3 separate regions of the Mus musculus genome follow, and all the other regions are linked to region 1. Evidence: chromatin loops called from intact Hi-C (ENCODE). Cell type or tissue: heart. All regions are shown on one strand.

Region 1 (8,000 bases):
TTCCTGTAGGCCAAAACCCATATGAGTACAATAAAATAAAGCATTTCACAGAAAGAATTCTTTCTTTTTCAAAATTTTATAAATTTAATGTGCATTGGTGTTTTGCCTGCATGTGTGTTTGTGAAGGTGTCAGATCCCCTGGAATTGGAGCTATAGACAGTTGTTGTGAGCTGCCATGTGGGTACTGGGAATTGAACCCAGGTCCTCTGGAAGAGCAACCAATAACCATTGAGCCTCTAAAAAGAATTCTTATTTTTCATATGTCTGCATAATAGACATCATTACTGTACCACATTAAAATCCATGGACATGGAGCAGGAGAGACAGCTTATTGGTTAAGAACACTTGTTTGGGGCTGGCAAGATGGTTCAGCAGGTAAGAGTACTGACTGCTCTTCTGAAGGTCCTGTGTTCAAATTTCAGCAACCACATAGTGGCTCACAACCATCCATAATGAGATCTGATGCCCTCTTCTGGTGCGTCTGAAGACAGCCACAGTGCACTTATTTATAATAATAAATAAATCTAAGAAGAAGAAAAACAAGAACACTTGTTTGCCCTTGCAGGGGACCCAGCACCCACATGGTAGCTCACAACCATCCATAACTCCAGTTCCATGGGATCCAACAACCTCTTCTGACTTCTGCAGGCTTCAGACAAGACATAGGTACATAAACACATGTGCAGGCAAAATACTCATACACATAAAGAAGTCTTTAAAAAGTTTTTATAAAGGAGCTCTGGACACTCAAAGCATCATTACACACACGTTTGTTTAGTGGGGCACTCAGGCATCAGAGGCAAATGGATCTCTGAGTTCCAGGCCAGTTTGGCTTACACTGTGAGTTCCAAGCCAGTTAGGGCTACATAGCTCTCATAATCAGTAGACATAGTGAGGACCTGGCCCTGTCCGAAAGTGCCCTTGACAGTTAATGGTTGTTGGGGACCAGGAGGACTTTATGCCTTAGTGTCAGTCACCCCCACCCATGCTTAGGTCAGCAACCCTAATTGAATTCAGTGGGGCACAAAATAAGATCTGAAAGTGGAAGAGGGACTTGCTGACAAGAAGAGGGAGTTCAGCAATTGGGGAGAGGGAGAAGGAAAAGATATGAACAAAGCTCATTATACACATGCACAAAATTATTAAATGTTTTAAGAAAAATACCCTCAAAAGAAAATGCCCTTTATGCAGGGTGAAGTCTTTAGGGTTTCCAGCAGTTTGAATGAGAATAGCCTCACCTATTTAAACACTTGCCTTCCAGTTGGTGATGATGTTTGGAGAGGTCTAGAGGTGTAGGCCTAGATGAAGTAGGCCACTCACTGGGGTTTAAAAGCCTCCTGCTATTCCCAGTGTTCTTTCCCTCTCCCTCCTGTCCCCTCCCTCCCTTCATCCTGCATGATTGGGGAGTTCAGGATGTGAGGTGTCAGCAAACTTTTCCAGCCACCATGCCTGCCTGCCACAATGGACTGTATGCCTTTAGAACCATCCAAAGGATTGTAAATATGGGCAACATCCTCAGGTTTTTATTGAATCCACTGTATTCAGTTAAAATGACATGCATATGAGTATTTTCTTTCGTATATCTTTGTATGGCATGTATGCACCTGGTGCCTCTTGGAGGCCAGGATTACTGATGGTTGTGATGCATTAACTGGGTACTGGGAATTGAACCCAGGTCCTTGGCAAGAACAGCAAGTCTTCCTCAGTCCTGAACCATTTTTCTTGTCCCCCTGCCCCCCCCCCAATTTTTGACTTTCTGGTAGGATTGAATTTTTTTTAATTAAAAAAAAATTGTGTTGTAGGTTAATAGATCCTTAAGGATAATCTCAGATGCCATTTCCAACTGGGTCTTTATATTTGTTTATTTGGTATGTGTGTGTGTTCATGTGTGCCACAGCATTCTCGTGCAATTCGGGGGACAACTTGGAATGGGTGGGATCTCTTTTCACCATATGGGTCCTGAGAAACAAACTGGGTTGTCAGGCTTAGAGGCAGGTGCCTTCACACCCCGAGCCATCTCCCCGGCCTTATTTTCAGATATTCTTACTCAGTGAACCAAACCTGATGATCTTTTTCAGTTTCCCTCCATTTGATTCCAGAGTCAGACACTATTGATCTAATCCATATTTTTTTTTTCTTTCGAGGTGGGAGGAAGTGTCCAACAGGGAAACTGGCTTGGGACCACCCACTGAATTAGCATTGACCTCAAGCCTAAGAATGCATATTTCTATTGCAGTACGACTGTGTTAGTACCATATCCCAGAGAGAGAGAGAGAGAGAGAGAGAGAGAGAGAGAGAAGAAGAAGAAGAAGAAGAAGAAGAAGAAGAAGAAGAAGGAAGAAGGAAGAAGGAGGAGGAGGAAGAAGAAGAAGAAGAAGAAGAAGAAGAAGAAGAAGAAGAAAGGAAGGAAGAAGAAGGAGGAGGAGAAGGAGGAGGAGAAAGAAGAGGAGGAGGAGGAGGAAGAGAAGAAGAAGAGAAGAAGAAAAGAAGGAGAAAAGAAGAAGAAGAAAGGAAGGAAGAAGAAGGAGGAGGAGAAGGAGGAGGAGAAAGAAGAGGAGGAGGAGGAGGAAGAGAAGAAGAAGAGAAGAAGAAAAGAAGGAGAAAAGAAGAAGAGAAGAAAAGAAGGAGAAAAGAAGAAGAAAAGAAGAAGAGAAGAAGAAGAAAAGAAGGAGAAAAGAAGAGAAGAAGAAAAAAGGAGAAAAGAAGAAGAAAAGAAGGAGAAAAGAAGAAGAAAAGAAGAAAAGAAGAAGAAAAGGAGAAAAGAAGAAGAAAAGAAGAAGAAGGAGAAGGAGGAGGAGGAGGAGGAGGAGGAGGAGAAGAAGAAGAAGAAGAAGAAGAAGAAGAAGAAGAAGAAGGAAGAAGAAGAAGAAGAAGAAGAAGAAGAAGAAGAAGAAGAAGAAGAAGAAGAAGAAGAAGAAGAAGGAAGAAGAAGAAGAAGAAGAAGAAAAGATTCCCTTGGGAGGGAACTGTAACTAGAGTAGGGTAGTTAGAGGGTGGAAGCCAAGGATAAGTGATCCTCTAAAACCTCTTCTCTTTTAACACAACCTAGATTTGATTCTTGGGTTTTTCTATGTTGATTTGAGACAGGTCTAAAAGGTCTCTGTGGTTGCTAAGAATTTCTAGAAAGAAAACCGGAAGCTCTTGAGCTGTTGGCGTCTTGTCACCAAGGAGACGGGACGTTCCATTTTTCCGAAAGGGGTAGTGTAGACACTCTTCCCTCTCTCAGTCTGCTGCGAGGTGCCCAAATCACTCCGAAGAACTGGCGGGGTTTAAGCTTTGGACAGAGGCTCCGCAGGTGGGCGCGCTCTGCTCCGGAGCCTGCCTTGCCGCGAGGTGCACCCCAGGGTCCCCGTGGTGCAGCCCGGAGCGCGCGCTCGCTCGGGGCTGGAGTCCTCAGACAGCGCAGAACTCTGTGGGCTTTGCAGCCAAGGTCTAATCCCGGAGGCCCCTGGGATGCCTGATCCGGCGAAACCCGGGAAAGACCTCACGGCATGGAAAAAGAAGAAGCAGCCCGTGCATCGCACGGTCAGCCAGATCTGCCCGCCGCCCCGACGGCCGCTGACGGTGGTCGACATCCGTACGGGCATGGAGAACGAAAGGCTGGGGGTCGTGCGTGACTCCATGTTTCAGAACCCGCTCATCGTCAAGGTGAGCGCCTGGGCACGATCATCCCCTCCGCGGGCACCGACGCCGCCGATGGGTTCCAGCTGCTGAACTCTCGGGACCCGGGGCCCAGGGTTTGGGCGCAGTGTAGGAAACTTGCTCTGGGTGAAACAGGCCTCCTGGACCCTCTGCAGTCGTAGCCAGTCCAGGAACCTCAGTGTCCTCAAGTGGCACACGTTAGCGGGGTCTTTCCCCACTACTGGGAAAGACTATGGATAGGGCAATCTCTACCGGGCTCGTACCCACAGGGTGACAGACAGGTCTCAGGCACCCATCCATGCCCTTGCCACCCAAGATCCATCTTCCCCAGCACCTCTGGTCTACTATGCAGCAGGTGCTCTGGGACTGACTGTCGGGAAAGTATCACAACACCATCTTAAGTGTGCTGGGGGTGTGAGATTCAAAGCCCTCTAGGAGGCGTGGCTGGCACTTGCGTGGGAGCAGCGTTTATAGACAGATCACTTTCCCTTTCGGTGCTGGTCCTCCGCACTTTTGTCTGTTTTCCTGTCTGGCTAAAAACTACACTTGGGCCGGGCGTGGTGGGGCACGCCTTTAATCCCAGCACTTGGGAGGCAGAGGCAGGCGGATTTTTGAGTTCGATACCAGCCTGGTCTACAAAGTGAGCTCCAGGACAGCCAGGGCTATAGAAAAACCCTGTCTCGAAAAACAAAAACAAAAACAAAACCCAAAAAAAACCTACACGTGGCCGTGGCTCTGCCTCTTTAGGCGCCGGGAGACCGAAAAAGTAAAGTTGAAGTTTAGTGGCGCAAATTTATCTTGTGCCGCTAGAGGGCAGTGTGCTTCTAAAAATTGACCTCGGTTTCCAGGTTCCATAGAGGTATGGGCATGCTGATGGGTTCTTTGACTATAGGCAGACCTATATTGTTAGACCTTTCTGGGCTAATTAATGCTCCCAGGAGGACAGAAGCTAGATACAGGGAACCCATGAAGCAGCATCCTTAGCACTGGCCCCTCTGAGATGTTTCCACAGTGGAACAAGTTTTGCTTACTTCTTGGATTCCTGATCTTAGCAGGTACCTGGGACAGAGAGTTGGAATTCACTGCCTTAGGCCAAGGAGGAAATCAAGGCCTATCAGTGCCTATCAATGGGTGTCCTGATAAAATTCCAACAGTGCTTTTATCTATCTATCTATCTATCTATCTATCTCCCAAATGCTGCCCTCTCCCGACCCCTGTCCTCCCTCGAAGAGTTCCTCTCTCTTCCCCTCCCCTCTGAGAGGGCAGTCCCCCCTCCGTATCTCCCTGCCCTGGTGCATCAAGTCCAACATTGCTTTAATCAGGTGTCACTAGTGTGCAGCTCCTTATATGAGAGGAAGGGCATTATAGAGTCACTTCCACAGTGAATTCTTGTGTAACGTTCACTCCAGGTGGCACATATATAACTGCATGCACTTGTATATATATAGGCCACACATGTGTTATATATTGCTCACTATATGTTTAGCATTTGTATGTAGGTGTATAAACTACAATGTGTGTAAATACAATATGTGAATGCCGCCCCCCTTCCCCTTTGCCTTCTCCCTGGTTAATCAAGGGCAGCATTTGGCCTGTAGGTGGCGCTAACTTAACAGCCTCCAGGAGGAATTCCATCCTTGTTTCTAGAGCTGGAGTTTAGAATGATCATGTTTTTAAAAATATGAGTGATGATTGCTCCACCAGTGGGGTTCTGTTTTCAGGCTGTCCTGGTCCCTGGTGACCAATGGCAGGGGCCACATCCTGATGCGCTTTGGTGACAGGGCTTGGGACACTCTGGTACAAGTGGCACCAGGGGGCAGTCTTTTCCTCCAATTGTTTTTGGTGTTTGAAACTCAGCTAACTGTTAGGATGATGATGTCCGCATTCAGTATTTACCCCTTCCTGTAAGATCTTCCGTCAAAACTCAGCCTGTATAAAAGTTGCCAGAGAGAGAATGTGAAAAAGAAGCCAGCTTCTCCCTGTTGCAGATACTCCTTATAAACCAGTGCATGGGGAAATGTCTGCAAGGCTTTGACGCCAGTTTCTGACAGAGCTGGCTTAAAAGCCACGCCTAAAAGCCCAGCACAACTTTCTCTATGTGAAAAAACAAATTGAATTCTGAAACACGGGGTGGGGGAGACTTAAAGAAAATGGAAATATTACAAGTAGTTAGGGGTTTAGAACATCAAAAAATATGTATACAGTTCTGTCATTTTGATTGAGTTTGATTTATAGGTTCCTTTAAGGGGGTGCCAGTTTTGCTGGCCCCACTGTTGGGGTGAATAGCTTCCTCATCATGTGGGTGCTCTTGGGTCTGAGTGTCTTTGGGGAAATACTGGGAACTGAGGTGTATTTTAGCCTTGTCTGTTCCTGGGCCTAAAGAAGTACATCTCTATGAGAGGAATCCATCACCCTAGAAATATTGACTCTCCTCATGGATAGGTCCCATGATTGTTTGTTTCTTCTCCCTCCCCCCTCCTCTTCTTCCCCTTCCTCCCCCTCTTCCTCCTCTCCCTCCTCCTCTTCTTCTTCCTCTTTCATTTTCTACTTCAAATACAGAGACACTGGCTGAAGAAACCTAACCCCAGTATTTTCTACCCGTGGAATTTACCAGACTGTATCTGCATCAGTTATTCAAAACCATGACTTCATGAAGCCACGGCAACCAGAGGAAAAGGAGAAACCTCAGGTTTGCTAGCAGGTGTTTTATCTATAAACACTCAGCAGCTGGTCTCGTCCTGAAACCCAAGCCAACTGCTGATTTAATGGCAATTAATTGAGTCAAGATGGTGTTTTATGCAACCACAAAAAATAATGTAAATAGTTTTCATTGGCAAGGGCTTCTCCATTGTCAAGTGCTGTGCAGCCAGCCAGCTTTCCTTCCGCGAAACTCTCTGGGAAGCCTAAAATTAAATTGAGAAAGAACCCAGCTTCTCATTTCCCTAGAATCCTGAGACTCAACATAGAATCCTGCCACAATAGCCTTCGAGGCTCCCTCACAAAACCTGTCAGAGCATACCCTTCCCGCCGCAGCAACTTGGCTGATATCCTGTCAATACAATTACGGGGAGAGACGGCACAGTTTGCTCCACTGACAGCTTTGAGTCTTCTGTCGCCCCAGAGAGGCAGGCTGCAGTACAGGGGTGGGATTGACTGAATCCAGCACCCTCGGAACGTACAAATGATCAGGGCACCTGATTTTTTTCATAATTTATTACCGACTTTGTTTTTTTGTTCCTGTGGGGGTTTATGTCACAAATAAGAAGATCGTACATTTGTAAAATAAAGTCATAGAATCAAGCATTTGAGGCTAGTAGGAAGTTTGCTGACATCAAATGTATCTCCTTTTGGGAGGCTTAGGTAGGCCTTCAGCCAGGGCAAGGCACTCATCCTGGGGTGCTCATGTGTCCTGGTATCTGGTCTCCTGACTTACAATCTCATGTTATTTTGGCCACAAGCCATGACTAATTAATCAAGGGCCACCCAGGTTTGTCACATGCCATATAACAGGCAGTCGGAAGTGTTTACAAACGAATCAGATCCCAGCATCCTCTCAGTCAGCATCCCTGCAGAAGTGATCAATACTTTCTTAGGACTTGACAAGAGTCAAGAACTAACTTCTTAAGTGTTTATTAGATGCCTAGAGCCATCCTAAGCTGGGCCGGGGGGGGGGGGCATAGAAACAGGTTCAAAACTCAGCCCCTGCCCACAGGGACTTTACTTAGAGTTTAGCTGGAGAGATGAGATACACACATAGATACGAAGGTACACATAGAATCATACATACAGGCATAGAGGCACACAGAGATACAAACAGGTACACACACGTGACAAAACACAGGCACACATACAAAATAAGTCAAGCAATGTAACAGGTCACCTCCTCTTGAGTTTTTCAGTGAACTACAAGCCTAGAACATTCAGTTTTGGGGACAGGGAGCCTGAGGTCGGTCCATGTCATGGGTGAGGAGCCTGGAGAAGCCAGCCCTCTGTGGAAAGATGTGCCACCCCTGCGGAGATTCTGAGCATTAGGGGCTGTTCACTTCAACTCAAGTTCTAGTTCATAAGACTCGGGGCTGCGCTGAGTTATCATTACCAGCACGGGGAAGTGTTTATCCAGAGCAAGTGTGTTCAAATTGGATGCTCTACAAAGCCAGGCAGGCGCACCATGCCCACTAATAGCCTAACGCCTCTAATAAATATTAATGCTGGCGGGCATAAGCACAGAGACAGAGATGGGCATTAAGAAGGCAGACCGTCCAAAGCCGGTTGCACAAAGATACCCATGTTTTCATTACATGGTGGGAAAAGACTGTGTGTGGTTTGTCTGCCAAAGAGAATATGGCTGTGGTCGCTCG
Region 2 (8,000 bases), 200 kb after region 1:
ACTTTAAAAGTCACACAAATGGCACGGAACTCGTGTTACCTTACTGTGGTCTAGATAATCAACTAAACCACGCATGGCCAGGGAAGCCCTGGTAGAACTGGTGAAGTACTTCTGTTTTCTAAGCCTGGTTTTTAAGCCACCTGCAAAACAATTAAGAATCTCTTGCTATGGTAGAGGAGTCAGAACGTGGACTCTTAATGAAAACTGTGACGACCACATTAAAACTAATGCTAAAATGCTAAGGAGAGGGCAAAGCCACGGCAAGTGCTGGCTGTAGGCCTTTCATGCATCCTAGTGTGTGTGCCAGACTACGGGGGTTCACAGGACCCCCTGGGTATGCAGACAGTGGGGAAAAGCTGTTCCTTCTCCCTAAGAGGGGCACCCACTGCCTCAGTCCACAGCTACTTCTCAACTCACCTTCTGTGAGTGTCGCTGACAGGAGGACATTCTGCCGTTTCTGACACTCAGCATTGACAGCATTCAGAATCACTGTGATGTCCTTCTCAAAACCCAAATCCAAGATCCTGAAAGTTTAAGAGAAGGACTTTGCCCGGTGCAAAGAGGAAATCTGATACTACCAGGCCACAGGTCTGTCCTGGAGATGGCAGGACAAACAGTCCCCTTTCCACTTTCCCTGCTTCCTAGACTAAGCTCACCTGTCTGCTTCATCCACAATCAGCCACCGTATTCGGTTAAAGTGAAGGTTCTTTGTGGATTTTATATGATCCACTAGACGGCCAGGAGTGGAGATAAGGATATTTATGCCTTTTCGGAGTCTGTTTAAATCATATATCATAAAAGAAAGTATGTCAAACAGCATAGCAACAAAAACCACAAGAAACATCCAAAGGAGACAGTCATTTTTTGTCCAGCACAACTGCCACAGCCTCAAATCAAAAGGACAAAGAGGTGAGACTTCACTGTTTTGCGTATAGAACTGCTAAGATGTAAAGATATACGGAACCATAACCCTTACTTTGGAAGGAGTTAAGCATATAACCCAATGCTTTCTATGTGATTCACAGATTCATTAGAACATTCTGCATAGATGGACATCTAGCCATTCCCTTTCTTCTTTTTAAATATCAATTCCTACCCCAAGATAGGTTTTTTTTGTGTAGCCTTGGCTGTCCTGAAACTCCCTCTGTAGACCAGGCTGGCCACAAACTCACAGAGATCTATCTGCCTCTGCCTTCTGAGTACTGGGATTAAAGGCATGCATCTCTACTGCCTGGCAAAAGATTTACTTTTTAAAAGATTTCTACATACTATAATTTTTATGTATATGTGTCAATGTGAGTATATGCCACATGAGCCCCTCCAAACTAGCATATTCTTCAGGCCCTCAAAAAAAAAAAAATCATTAACTTTCTTATTTTCCAAACAACCATAGTCCCATTATTCTATAGAGGGAGATAGAACACAATTTTACTGGGATAGGTTCTCCTGTTTTCATTCAAGTGGGGCAACATGCCTATGCTCTGGCAATGGAATAAAGTATGTATAATCACACATGCACCTCTGCATGGAGGATCTAAGACAATTCTTGTCACTTCTATTAAGAAATTATAGTGCAGTGGCTGAAGTTCCCACAACAACCCTAAGCTATGAGGTATCCTTGCAAGGGGAAGCCTCCACAGGGACACAAAAAAATGCAGGAGTGGGACCTGGACCTGGACCTACTGCTGCTGTTACAGCTGAATTTAACCTGGCCAATGTTTTTAAGTGATAAGCTTTACATTCACTCTCAAGTTGCAGATGACTCAAAGAACTGTGTCACCACTGAAGTGCCATTTACCTACCCGTCTGACAATTTTTAATGACAAGCTCTAATGCAGAGTTGGAAATCAATGCACTAAGAACTTGCTAAACATAAGGAATTTATCATCCTGTTTTGTTGTTGCTGTTATTGATTTTGAATACAGTGTCTTATGTAGTCCAGGCTAGTCTTGAACTCAGTATATAGCTAAGGCTAGGCTTGAAACTCCTCCCAAGTGCTGCCTTGGTTTTAAACATCTAAACAGCAATACCACAAACTCCCAATATACACTAAAAGGAGTCACATGAGGGGGTGTGTACCAAACAAGAGGCCTGTGGGGCACCCAGTGGGTGGGTTTAGCAAGTCACAGTACAGTCACTAACCACATGAAAGGAATCTGTGACAAAAAGCACTGTCTAGAGGTGACTGCTGACCTGGTCTGTCTCTATATGTGGAGACCAAGAGGCATAGTAGCAGAGGAGGCTCTCTCACATGTTGAAGAACCAAGTATTACTGGACAAGACAAGGCAGATTCCAAGAGTAAATAAACAAACCGACTTCCTCCTACCTAGCTTTTTCCGATTTCCTCTTCTCTCCACCCATCAACACTCCAGGAACAATCCAGGTGAATGGCTATATAAAAATACCAGACCACAATCAACATAAAGCCACTTCCCTCGAAGCAGAGCTGATCCTAAGTTCCTAGCAAAAGCCAATCTACAGCAGGGAACACTAAGTGTCTCCAGTATGTGGGGAGTTTCTGTGCAGATGCAATCAGGTGGCTCCGAAGCACCGCCTACAGTTATTACTGCAGTCGAGATCAGAGCTACACAACAGGACAAGACAAATGTGAGCTTGTAAACCGATCCAAGTAGCTACTAGCTCCCATGTTTTTCCTCATGGTATCCAAATAAAAATTATTTCAGTTAAGTTCACTGCCTTGCAGGTAGGGTTGGGGATAAAAACCTAAGCAACACACTTCCCACTCACTGCTAGGCCACAGAAAGGAAAAATAAATCCCTGGTCAACCTTTGTAGGTGCTGAACTTTGGCTCTGCTATCTTCTCTTCCAACCCCCCCGACCCCTTAAAAGTTCTTGATGCTTTCCACTGGTTTCCCGAGGGCTGCACATTCAAGTCACTGCACATGGCTTACTACGAATCAGGGTGAGCTAACACTAACAGTTAACCGCTAGCAACTACCAGCAAGAGTTATTACCTTGCAGCGGTGGCAAATGCCTTTAATCCCGGTACTCAGGAGACAGAAGCAGAGAGAAGAGTTCCAGGATAGCCTGCTCTACATAATGACTTCCAGGACAGCAAAGACTACATAGAGAAACCCTGTCTCAAAAAACCCAAAAGGCCTGCTAGTGAAACCTACCAAGTGCTCTTGGGGAGACCAGAAGCACACTGAGAAGAGGAGACGAGAACCACTCCCACTTTCCTAACAACACAGACATGGCTCTTCCCCTCACAACGTCAGCCAAGAGGGCAGCACTGGCACACGGCTTGTCTTACCTTAAGTAGCTTCTGAACAGTGTCAAAGCTTTGCAGAGCCAACTGTAAGTATGAAGAAGATGGAGACAGTGAGCAGGGTCCCTTGCTTCCTTTGACATTTTTAAAGAAAAGACCATCTGAACGGATCAGGGTGCAACCCTGGACCGCAAGGCTTAGGACAGGAAATCCTACATAGAGAATCTCCCCTGAAAATACCTTCTTAAACTGGTTTGGAATTTGTCAGCTTAGGAAATGAGGGTTAGACATACAAAAAGTAGTGGTCTGTGCTCCCTCTGCTGGCTCAGATTCCTAAAGTGTCACCCAGAGAAGTCCAGTATAAGGCTGGAAGAAAATGAAACTAAGTCAACCTGGTCTTAGCTCTCCACAGAAAGAAGAGCAATGGGCATTAAAGGAAAAATATAACAGTGGCCTGACAGACACTTGGGGAACTTGGCTGTGTCCTAAGATGCACATGGTCACTCCTAAGTTTACAAAACAAAGCCCAGTGGATATAGGAATAGTGAAATTAATCTAGGTGGCAACCACTAAACACCATCAAAACAGCCCTACAGAATTGCGTCCATGGTTACGTGCTGTGCCTACAATCTTTAACATTCTAGGGAAGTGACAGGTTTGCTGCTGTAAACATTTCAATGTGCCTCCCTGCGTGTGCTCCTCCCTGGACAAAACAGAGACAGGGTGGAGAGAACAGACTGTATGAAACGCTGACCAGAGGGGCTGGACAGAGCTCAGCAGTCAAGAACACTGTCTGTTCTTGTAGAGGACACAGGTTCGGTTCCCAGCACTCACATGGACGCTCACAACTGTTTCTAGCTTCAATCCCAGGAGTCTGACCCCCTCTTCCTGTCTCCATGGACAGTGTACACACATGGTTCGCAGACAGACACATAGGCAAAACACTCAAACACATAAAATAAAAATAAATCTTAAAACAAGTCAGAAACAAAGAAAGAAAGCAAAGCTATCTGGAAATCTCCATTTTCCTGAAAGTTCTTTGAGGAAGCATCACCCAGATCTGACAGAAGCAATTTCTATTTTACTTGCATGAAGAAGAGTTTCAATTTAACAACATAGCTTCATTTAACAACAAGGTTCATTTTTAGATCCAAACGTTTTCAGTCACTTTCTTTAAAATACTTGAAGCATAAAAATGCAATTCTTCTAATTCATTTTGAAGGACTAGCAATCTAAGTATTATTAGTGTTTTATTAGACAATGAAGAAATGTTTTCTCGTACCTAGCCTATGATTTTCAAAGAGCACTTAACAAAAGTCAGCAGGATAGTTCCTAAGAAGGCATGTTAAGAAAAGCAGGTGCAGTGATTTGTCTGCAGGGAAGGAAGTAGCGAAAGTGCTTCCAGTCAACAAACAGGTCATCACCTACAGTGCACACAAACTTCACCCTACAGGCATGCTGCTTACCTCTCTGGTGGGCACTAGGACCAAAGCATACGGTCCATCACTGCGCTGTTGACAGAAAAAGAAATGCCAATGAGTAGACGGGCAGGTACAGGCTGAGGTAGGAGAGTCAGAAGGTTTTTAGTTTGAGGCAAGCTCTATGAGATAATGTTTTTAAAAAGAATTAGAAAGTAAATCCCATGAGGACAGATGGAGTTCAGACTGAGATAGATAAAATTTATGGGTTGTTAGCTAAAACCTTCCGAAGCTTTTCTATGGAAGAAAGAGAGGAGATGAGAATGGCCACTACACCGATGATGAAACTATGGTCCCAACAGTCCTGCCCATTCAATCAAACAGGATGAAAAACTGGAAATTGGAAGACAAAATTATAATCACAAGGATATGATGTTATTTTATCTTAGATGGGGGAAACTATAATAGAATCAATAAGGCATTTCAATCAAGTAGCTGAATATAAAATATAAAAATATAAAAATCAATAGCCAACTGTGGCTGGAGAGATAACTTGGAGGTTAAGAGCACTGGCTGCTCTTCCATTGGACCAGATTCAGTTCCTAGCATCTCATGATGGCTCACAACTGTCTACAACTCTAGTTTCAGGGGATCCAACACTCTCTTCTGGCTTCCATGACAATGCACATATGTGATGCACAAGCATACATGCAAACAAAACATACACAAAACAAAACAAAATCAACAAAAAACAATAGCCAGTCAGGCACGGTGGAGCGCATCTTTAAACACAGAACATGAAAGGCAGAGAAAGGTTGTCTGTTATTTTGAGGCCACTGTGGTCACTACACTGAGTTCCAGACCAGCCAGGACTACGTAGCAAGACCCTGTCTCAAAAACAACAATAACAACCTAGTGCATCGAGCAGGAGAGCAATTCATTCTACCCCATGGATGCCCAAGCACACCAGGATTACATACCATGACGCTAGATTCGAAAGAAAGAAAGAAAGAAAGAAAGAAAGAAAGAAAGAAAGAAAGAAAGAAAGAAAGAAAGAAGAACAAACGAACGACCAAAATTCAACAGCCTTCTAACATGAAAAATTAGATGTAATGAAAAGAAAAACTTCACACTTATAATGGCAACATCAAAAGATACAAATATTATATAAAAATATATGAAGTTTATAAGGAATGATGGCTGGTGTTTACAATCCCAGCACTTAGGAACTGAGGAGGGGAATTCTGAGTCTAGTGTAGACCTGGATCACACAGTGGGAAAATTTCAAAAAAAAAAAAGGACTCAATATTAAAAAGTGATGAGGAAGTTATTCTAGATGAAGAACAACTAAAACACACCCGAGGGGCAGAATTTTTTGAAAGGAAAGATGTATTCTCTCCTCGAGAAGAATCAGTATCACCGTGACTGCTCCCTCCCCCTAAATGAGTTCAAACTATAAGGCAGTCCAGTCCTACCAGATGTCCCGGGAAGCCACTAAGACACACTTATGAGAAAACATCCCACATGAAGTGACTTAAAGCTGTAGCAGTCCTAAGGCAGCACCACACATAGAGGTTACAAGAGCAACTTGGGTTTGGAATAGAATCAAATACAGAAAGACTTGTAAAGCATTCGTGTACTGATGGGCCGTGACCAGATACCACACTGCTGGAAGGCATACACAGCAGTAAAACCCCTAACAGATCAATGTTGGCATTAGCTATTAACACAAAACTAATCCCACTTCCAGGAATTATTCCTACACAGCCACATGTGTGTAAAGGAGCTGAAGAATATTTCACAGATGCCCAGAATTGTAACTGTTGTCTGCGGCACAATACTGGACGTAATGTATGAATGCCACTTGCCAATATGGGCAAGGCTCAGTAATTTATGACACTCACATAATGAAAGGCAAAGGAGGAGGAGCAAGGTCAGAGCTACATGAGACCCTGCCACAAAGCAGCAATACAAGCAAGCAGCACAACCAGGTGACACAGTGACAAACTACCCAAGGCTTGACAACAGCAGCACAACTGCAATCCACAAGAACAGGGTGAGGTTGGTCTAGACCACATCCTTATCAAAAGAGGGCAAGTGATAGCATATACAAACACCTGTGTGCTTAGCACAAAGCAGAAACAAAGGACTCCGCATAAAAAGGTGACGGGAAAGTGTGCAATCCTCTTTGATGACTGGGACAGGCCGCCCCTCAGAAGAGACAACCTGCCTGGGGAAGGTGAGGCTTTGGTTCTACCCTATATATCCTTGGAATTCTGTGAATAATTTAATTTTTTTTACACATGTTGTATCTAAACAACAAATAATAAAAACCCAAAGCAATGTAAAGAAGGTACTATAAATCAAGGGAGCCTTCCTCATCAAGGGCTCAGAGAACACGAGCAAGCAACTTGTGAGAGTGAAGTTGGGCTCAACAGCAAATCCAATTAGGGTTTGACTTTCATGTTGTGCACTGGAAACATTTGCTCAGGAGAGGAGGATTTAGAATGTGAAGCAGAGTAGCCTACACTCAACATCAACTTTGTGAGACTACACTGGAGCCCCAGCGAGGAATAGTAAACATGCTAGTACAACAGGATTAATGTGCCACCATGTGATGGTAGGAGATTCTGACATTTCAAAAGGTGTTACTACACAGACAAGAAGAAAGAAACATCAATTCCTCAAAGGCTGTGAGTACATGAAGCAGGATGGATGTGATATTTAAAAAATCAGAGCCAATCCCAAAATAACTGGGAGAGCAGATGTTGAAGGAGCCTACTCACACCAGCCCCTCAGCTGAGAACAAGCGAGGGTCCAAGGCTAGCTGCTTATGGCTTCCAAGTGACATAATTTTATGATGAATTGCAAGGAGCTACACTGAACCCAACTAGAAACAGTGAATTAAACTGAGGCTTACAGGGTTTAGCAGTTAAAAGGCTTGTTGCTTTCACACACACACACACACACACACACACACACACACGGACCTGCACTTAGCCAGTCCTAAGAAGGTCATGTTACTTGTATAGGTTGGTTTTTGTTTTTTGACAAAACTGAGTTTAATCTCAAGGAAACATGAGAAAAAAACCAATTGAGGGGTGCTCTGAAAAATTCCTGCCTGGCAGTGAGTCTTGTGCCTCACTATAATTCTAGTTCCACGCACCTGATATCCTCTTCTCATCTCCACAGGCACTAGGCATTTTGAATAAACATATATGCCAACAAAACACCTGCATGCATACAATGAAATATCTAAATCTAATTAAGAGTTTATAAAAGCTTTGGTTTTTATTTTTTTGAAACAGTCATGATTGTCTAGGTCGCCTGTCTTCTAACTCGCCATCCACCC
Region 3 (8,000 bases), 78 kb after region 1:
CGCAACCTAGAGGCACACAAGTCACGTGGGCTGAACCACGGCAAGCAGCAGAATTCCTGGAGAGTGCAAAGACTGAATGCTGGCTGCCCCCCTTTACATGTCCCCCCACGGGTGCACCCCTCTTTGCCAGACATCCCACTAGCTTAGGCTCATGCACCTGACTTTGGATTCCCTCAGTCACTTTTTTGGTGGTGAGGTTTCTACTTCTAAGCAGGAGAGGTGCCTTGTGAGGCAGACACAAGCCTTGGAGCCCAGAAGCAGAGCTCTGAGGGGGTATCTGGAAGACAGGGCCATATGACTCACGGTCACGAGTAGAAGAAGGACAGGAGACAGACAGAGAGCAGGCCACATGACCCATGGTCGTGAGCAGAGGTGGAACAGGGGACAAGACAGAGAGGTTCCCTTGTTCTGTGTAATAATTTTTAAGAAGGAGAGAGGGCTAGGGAGATGGCTCAGTGGGCAGAGTATTTGTTATGCAAGAGTAAAGACCTGGATTTGGATCCCCGGATCCCATGTAAAACTGAACCAACACCTGTACCCGAAGCACTCCCACCGAGCCATGGGAAGCGGAGGTGGGAGGGTGCTGAGGCACTCTGGGCATGAGGTAGAAGGTGATGCCCAACACCTCAGGTCTTCAGATAGGTACCCACCTCTCTCCCCCCGCCACCCCCCCAGACACACACAGACACAGACACACAGACACACACACACATACACACACACACACACACACACACACAGACACACACAGACACACACACACACACACACACACACACACACACAGATTTTTAAAAGTCTGAATGGGTTTGAATGGGTTGCTCCATTCAAAAGAAAGAGGGAGGGGCTGCATATAGAGCCTGGACTCCCTGTGCTTCTAGACAAATCAGAAGCCTGGACAGCGGTGTCGCCATCCACTGGCTGTGCTTCGTGCAGAATCCATGTTCTCCGTGAACCTATCCTCGCAAGACTGGCCTTTCGGGTCTGTCTGTGTGTCCTGGTATCAGAGTGTACATCTACTGCTGGAGGCCAACAGGCGCCTTATAATTTTTTGAGACAACACTGCATGTGCCCCAGGCTGGCCTAGAACTTGCTATGGAGCCAAGGATGACATCACAGCTGTTCTATCATGTCTATTCCTAATCTCTTAGATCACTATGGTCCTGTCTGGGCTTTTCCTGGATCAATGATGCCCTGACCACTTGGACATCCAAGCCGTTTCGCATGCACACAGCTAGCCCCTGCCTTTCTCTTCTGCAGCAGGGTCAGCCTGATGTAGGCCTGAGAGGGAGGATCAAGCCTTATTTCAGGGAGGAATGTGAGGAGGGTTTGTATAGGGTGTGGCCTCAGCTGGGAAGATGTCATCTCTGCCGTCAGACAGCTGTGAAACATTGGGATCCCCCAGCTTTGCCTCACTCTCTCGTGCGAGCATTACAGTCAGGGGGGGAGTTGTCCAGCCTCATCACCAGTACAGAAAGCCACAACACAGATCTCAGCGCATGCTGTAACCTGAGGCCTATACAGAGACATGTCTGGAGGCCAGAAATGGAGCTATTAAAGGCGAGCTTAATTATTGATGCATTTTAACAAGGGCTTCTGGGGGAGGGGGGTGCCCATGCCCTTGCATATCTTAATTGTTCATGCTGCTAATTGGTCCTGTGTTCTCACTAACAGCAAGTCAGAGATATGTAGCCAGGGATTAGCCAGAGCAGGGAGCTGGTGAAGTCCAGGCAGCTGAGGTTCTCCCAGCACCATGCCTGAGAGCCTATGCCACACTCAGCAACAGTCACCAGTGGGTGTCCACCCCTCATCGAGCAAAGGGTGCCCCGATCACAGGCCAGATGAGCTCTTCGTACACCTGTCTGTCACTGTCACTCTTCCTTGTTGGAAACCCTCGTCTGCATCCTCATGAAATGACAGGACAGTTCCAGTGTTTGTGTGTCTGTCTGTCTGTCTTTGTGTATCTGTCTGTCTGTCTATGTTTGTGTGTGTGTGTCTATCTGTTTGTCTGTGTTTGTGTGTGTTGTGTGTGTGTGTCTGTCTGTATGTATGTGTCTGTGTGTGTGTATGTGAGTATGTATGTCAGTGTCTGTGTGTGTCTTTGTGTGAGTTTATTTGTATGTGTGTGTGCATGCACGAATGGGCGTGTGTGTGCATGCATGAATGTGCGCGAGTGTGCGGGCCCCTTTAGAACCTTTATATTTTCATGTTTTCAGAGAGAAGACAGAGGGTCAGAATAGCCAACTAACTTGCCTGGGGCTTCTCTGCAGTGGAGTTTGAATTGGTGTAGCCTGAACCGGGTGACAGGGACAGAAGCACTAGCAGATGGTGACATGGCTTGGGATGATACTGGAGTTTTCCCTGGAGTCAGGACAGCAGGTTGGATTTCTTCAAAGTTCTTAGAACTTCATCTGAACATGAAGGAACTCAGTGAGGTTCCTCGCCCCCATTCCAGGATCACATATCACCTGCGAATCAGCTTAGGAGGGGGAGAAGGTTTGGGGGAGCTGAGAGTTGCAGAGGTCCCTGGTCCATAGGCAGGTGACACGGATGCTCTGTGCTGTGTAGGGTTAGCTCATTGTGCTGAGAGGAGCATGGGAAGTGATACTCCTCAGGATGGCCGGGAGGGAGGGAGGGAGGGAGGGACGGAGGGACGGAGGGAGGGAGTGAGAACACGAGGCTCCAAGGCCTTTCCATTCCCTTTCAGGGGCATAATTCTGTGTGACCAAAAGACCAAAGACAAAGGCTCCCCACCTTCCAGTTCCATCATGGGCTAGGGGCCACGCCACTGCGTGCCGTTTCCTTTCCCTTCCTCTTGTTCCTCTCCTTTGTGAGTTACTGCCAACAGACTCAGACTCTGGGAGGGGACATCCTGAGGCTTCTCCATACAGCCACACCAGGCTTTTGTACATCTCTGTTTCTCCAGGTCTAACTCTAGGCTCTTAACTGAAGAGAGGCCCTCAGTAAAGATGGCAGAGTGGCCACACTGAGATCCAAGTATCGGCCCCGTAGCAATGCTCTCTTCTCAGAGGTCTCGCTCATCCCATTAGTTTGATCTGGGCAGGCAGGTCAGGGAGCTGAAAACTTTGGGATGGAGGGGAAATGACAGCAGGGACTACTTGCTACCTCTGGCTTTCTGCTGGTGCTGTGCTTCCTGTCCTCAGCCATCAGCAGCCGGAGGAGACAAGAGCGCAGAATGGAAGAGGACGCTTCATCGGCAGTTAAATGAATGCTGCTGGCCTGACAGGCCGCGGGAATCTCTCTGCCAAGCTGATTTATTTATCAAGTTTACAGTGGACCCATCAATCACACTGTCTTATTTTGTTTCTGCTGAAGCCAATACCAAAATCCAAGCCAGACACCCAAAGTCCCAGAAGGGCTCAGCTGCAGTCAGCAGGGCCCTAAGGCTTGACGAGGGTCCTGGCTGACCACAAGGGGGAGCCAGGAGATCTGGGGAAGACGCAAGCAGGAGCTAGCTATGCGGAGCGTGCAGTTGTGGGTTGCATCCAGCAAGCCTCACACACACAGTAAACTGCACCTCAACTGCAGGCCAGTTTTCCCTTCTGGCTGCTCAGGCCTCAGAAGACGAAGTCAATGTCAGCGTCATCAAGCACTGCCATTGTTAGGCTGGGGAGCCCTGGCCTATTGTGACATTTGGGGTTCCATCCCCAACACAAGAATGTCATCAGAGCCTTAGTGTCTGCCTGACACACTTTGGTTTTGGCTAAGTTTTATTGGAAAGAAAACACTGTCTAGGTTTGTTTCAGGCTTCCTGACAGTGACTGAAAGCAGAATCTACCCAAGACTCGGAGAAGGCAGGTACTGTTCACTGCTCTCGGGCTCCACCATGGCCTCTCTGCTGATGTGCTAGTGTGCGAGTGGCTAGCATGGTGCTGCCTCATGCACTAACTCCATCTCTTGGCTGTGTTGATAGGTAGAAATGAAGAAAACAAGGCTGATGATCTGCCTGCTGCTCAGTCATACCTGGAGCATCAAGTTAAAAACAATGCCCGGCCGAGCTGGGATCCTGGTTCAGTTGGTAGCTTGCCTGACATCTACAGAACCCCGAGATGGGTAATCCCTAACACTGGGGGAAAGCAGGCATGGTGGTGATACTGAGATGTCCAAGATCATCATCAGCTACGTAAGGAGTTCAAAGCCAGCCTGGGCTACATGAGACCCTGTCTCCCAGAAAAAGGAAGGAAGGAAGGAAGGAAGGAAGGAAGGAAGGAAGGAAGGAAGAAAGAAAAGAAAAGAAAAGAAAAGAAAGAGTGAGAAAGAGAGAGGGGACATGGAGAAAGGGAAGGGAGAGAAAGAGGAGGAGGAGGAAGAAGAGGAGAAGGAATAGGAAAAGGAGGAAGAGGAAGAGGAGAGACTATGTGTGCATTTAGGAGAAGGTCCCCTAGCTGGACAGTAGCCAGCGCAGAGCTGCCAGGACAGCGTGTGGGACAGAGAGAAAGTGACAAGGATGGGATCCTCACGCTGATTGGGAAGAGGTGCGAAGGAGACACCACATCTGGCCTCAACTGAACTCCCTGAAGCCATGACAAAGACAATGGAGGGGATTCAGAGACCCCCCACAAGGGTCACTGAGTCTGGAGGCCACACTCCTGGATGATATTTGCATTGTCTTCCCTCCATGACCCCTGGGTGCTGCAGTGAGCAGCCGACACACTATCTCATTAACTGCCCATCAGTCTAAAGAATGGGAACCAACTTCTCTGCTCTATCACTGGAGAAACGGAGCCTCTGGGTGCAGAGCCAGTTAGTTGGGGGTAGTGCCAGGGTTAAACCAAGCCTCCCTCCGTGGCAACTGTCTGTACACACAGGCTTTTCCAGCAGGCAGAGCAAGACCCTAGGAGAAAATGTTGCTCCTCTCCTGAACTGTTATTTTGGTGACAATTGTGGCTTGGTGCAGTTGTCTGATCCCAGAAGTGCTTGGAACAACATCTTACCAGTTCTCAGCACGACCCCGATGCTCGCTCTGAGGTCCCAGCTTTCCCAGGAGCAAAGTGACTGATACTCTAGGCAGCTCCTGTAAGTGAGCACTGGAAACAAACATGGAAAACTTCTGTTCTCTCATGAAAGGTCACAGGCCACCTAGTGGAAGAGTGAGGGCCCACTCAGGGTCCTCACAGAAGCTGAAGGGAATCCCAGAGGTGGCGGCTCTGGCTAGCATCTGACTCTGTCAGCTGCCCCATCAGGGGTAGGGGTCTCTCTCCTCAGGGCTGCAGGCTTCCGTGAATCTGGATCTCCAGGGACTCAAGTTGAATGGGGCCCACGCTGAGCAGTGGCCTGAGATAAGGTTGCACGTGGGGCTCCTGCCTCTTTGGGGTACTCTCTACTCTCATTCCTCATGGGCTTTGTAGCTAGAGCTGGGATAGAGGCATTTTTCATACTTTGCTATTTCCCCTTTGGCTCTCTGGCTGCCCAGACAGAGATTTATTCCCAGCCTGCTGCTTGCAGTATGGGGAACAGGGGGCCTGTAATGGATCGTGATGCAGCTCCCATGGGGCCTGTCCAGGCCGAGCCCCATCCATCAGGAACTGCTGGGTGCCAAGGTCAGCGCTAACAAGGCTGGCTGCTTCCTCCAGGGGCTTCCCCGCCCCATCCTGTGCCACCAGCTCTGCTTCAGGTTTTCCCAGTGTTAGGCTTCAGGGAGAGCTGGAGCCAGCACAAAGTGGGCTGAGGACCAGCCTTCCAGCTGCTGGCTTCCCCCTGCTCTGCACACCATCTCGGGGGCTGCTGCGGCCTCATGGGCTCAGCTCCCCTGTAACACAAGGAGGCAACTTCCCTGCACACCGCTCTTTATACTGCCCTCGCCCTTCCTGGACGCGGGATCAGTGGCTTCTCTTCTTGTTCCCAGGTGCTAGGAGCCTCCATGGTGAATTTCCCGGCCCTCTGGAGAATGTATTCAGCCATCTCCCTTCCCACTTCAGCCACTGTCACGCTGGGGGCGGGCACCCGTGCTGGGAACTGCTAATGGGATAATTCTGAAGACTGATGTTAACAAGTTCCAAATGACCCCCCAGACAGTCTAAAGGTCAGGGCTGTTGAGTGACAGAGCCGCCCAGTCTGCTGTTAGCTTTTATGTTAGACCCACAAACAATTAGGAAGTAATTTGTGAGCCCAGAGGTCTCCCATCCAATTAGCTCCCAGAGCCCTGCTAGGGCCTGGTCACCGCCTTTCCAGTTGTACACCAGAAAGCCAAAGCATAAGGCGGGAGGTTGGGTGTGGGACTGCCCAGCCCTCCTCAGTTTCTGGGAGAGACAGATGGCCAGCAGGCAAGAGTTCTCTGCAGGGAAGCGCTGAGTGTGATGTGCCTTGGAGAACTGCACATTCCTTGGTTCTGCCCTGGCTGGAGAGTCGGAATCGCCCACCTGCAACGCAGGCACCTCTGCCTGTGTGTAAGTGCGTGTTTGGGTGGCCGACAGCGTACATGTGGAGGCCAAAGACTCAGTTCCTCAGGCTCCATCTACCTCGTTTTCTTGAGGCAGAGCCTCTGACTAGCCCAGGAGACTAAACTGGCTGGCCGTGAAGCCCTGAGGATCTGCCTCTCCACTTCCCCAGAGCCGGGTTGAGTGGAAGCCCCACGCTCAGCTCTTTCCCATGAGCTCTCGAGCTCAAATTTGGGTCCCAGCTCTTCCGAGGCAGGCACTTGATGGGCTCAGCCATCTTCCACTTCTGCCTTCTCTCTGGACACTTCGTATTCTCTCCCCAGTGTCAGCAGACGCCAGGAGACCTCTGATCCAGTCTGATGAAGTGGGCTGGCATGCATTGAAAGAATGAGGGGTGGTGGCCTCTTTCTCAAGCCTATAGGAAGGCTTCTGTGGGCACCAGACACCCCTGCCTTCATCAACCGTTTCTTCCATTTGCGTAAGCCTGTGATAGTATTTCCTGGTTCTGAGGATAGATAGATTACAGGCTGATTTTAAAAGAAATTTAAAAAGCATTTCATGGGTCCCTGAAAATGTGTTGGGACTTTGCAACTTACCTCCTAGGCTGAATGAACACACAGACTCTGCCTCATCCCCACCCAGTGCCCAGAGGTGCATGTGTCAAGGGCCATCTGCCAGACCCTGGGGCTAAGGGCTGCCCACGTGGGCTCTTGTTTCCTTGAAAGCCCCTGATGCTATCTCTGGGGTCACCTCTGGGGTCAGGTTACCTTATGACCCCATCTGACCCTAGTAACCCACCTTCACATACCATCATCCTGTGGGTTTGGGAATCAAGTTTCCTTTTTCTTTGCTTCTTTTAAAATTTATGTTCATTGGTGTTTTGTCCAAATGTGTGTCTGTGTGAGAGTGTGAGACCCTGGAAATGGATGTAAAGACGGTGTGAGCCACCGTGTGGGTGCTGGGGATTGAACCTGGGTCCTTTGGAAGAGCAGCCAGTTCTCTTAACCACTAAGCCATCTCTCCAACCCCTAGATAATCAAGTGTTCAACACAGGAATCTTGGATATGCATTCAAACCATAACCTCCCTTAGAGCTCAAAAGCTCCAAACAGCACCGAATTCTCTGCTCCCACGCCCGGTGTCCACTGCTTAATCTCTGTGGGTTCCATATCCGAATCTCTCACATAATATAAAACTTGATGTGACTTCATCTCTAAATAGCTCTTTGACCCAAATTTTAATGAGCATGAAGTATTTGTGTTGTATAAGAGGTAGAGAGACTCAAGCCGGGCGTGGTGGTGCACGCCTTTAATCCCAGCACTTGGGAGGCAGAGGTAGGTGGATTTCTGAGTTCAAGGCCAGCCTGGTCTACAGAGTGAGTTCCAGGACAGCCAGGGCTACACAGAGAAACCCTGCCTCGAAAAACAACAACAACAATAACAAATAAAGAAAGAGAAAGAAAGGAAGGAAGGAAGGAAGGAAGGAAGGAAGAAAGAAAGAAAGAAAGAAAGAAAGAAAGAAAGAAAGAAAGAAAGAAAGAAAGAAAGAAAGAAAGCAAGAAAGCAAGAAAGAAAGCAAGCAAGCAAGCGGTAGAGACCCAGGT

The links. A loop is a pair of places that touch in the nucleus more often than their neighbours do. Peaks named below come from ENCODE experiments on the same cell type or tissue, not always from the same donor. Only the 100,000 strongest peaks of a DNase experiment are listed, where the experiment ranks them.
Region 2: a loop joins it to region 1, with 2.7 times the contacts of the local background. A loop is called at or near these places in 7 of 42 quality-filtered maps.
Region 3: it touches region 1 in a loop (6-fold over the local background); 13 of 42 quality-filtered maps call a loop at or near these places.

What each region holds. Positions count from the first base shown.
Region 1 is chr2:29,050,462-29,058,461 of GRCm38, reverse strand. Cfap77 (cilia and flagella associated protein 77) reads left to right here and starts at 3,396. Exons shown (of 6, transcript NM_001166705.1): 1 at 3,396-3,648. The coding sequence starts at 3,454. In heart, CTCF peaks have their summits at 4,440 (motif pointing right) and 5,267 (motif pointing right); DNase peaks (open chromatin) are centred at 3,361, 4,011, 4,221 and 5,331; H3K4me3 peaks cover 1,415 bases; H3K27ac peaks cover 702 bases; H3K27me3 peaks cover 2,270 bases.
Region 2 is chr2:28,851,512-28,859,511 of GRCm38, reverse strand. Ddx31 (DEAD/H box helicase 31) reads right to left here. Exons shown (of 20, transcript NM_001033294.3): 7 at 4,697-4,741; 8 at 3,276-3,317; 9 at 2,328-2,392; 10 at 657-776; 11 at 418-524. Among named protein-coding and RNA genes, the nearest start is that of Ddx31, 15 kb to the right of the region's middle. In heart, a CTCF peak has its summit at 3,560 (motif pointing left); no DNase peak of the experiment used is centred here.
Region 3 is chr2:28,972,285-28,980,284 of GRCm38, reverse strand. All of the region lies in intron 3 of Cfap77 (cilia and flagella associated protein 77), which reads left to right. Among named protein-coding and RNA genes, the nearest start is that of Barhl1, 60 kb to the right of the region's middle. In heart, a CTCF peak has its summit at 3,429 (motif pointing right); a DNase peak (open chromatin) is centred at 3,484; H3K27ac peaks cover 317 bases; H3K27me3 peaks cover 4,817 bases.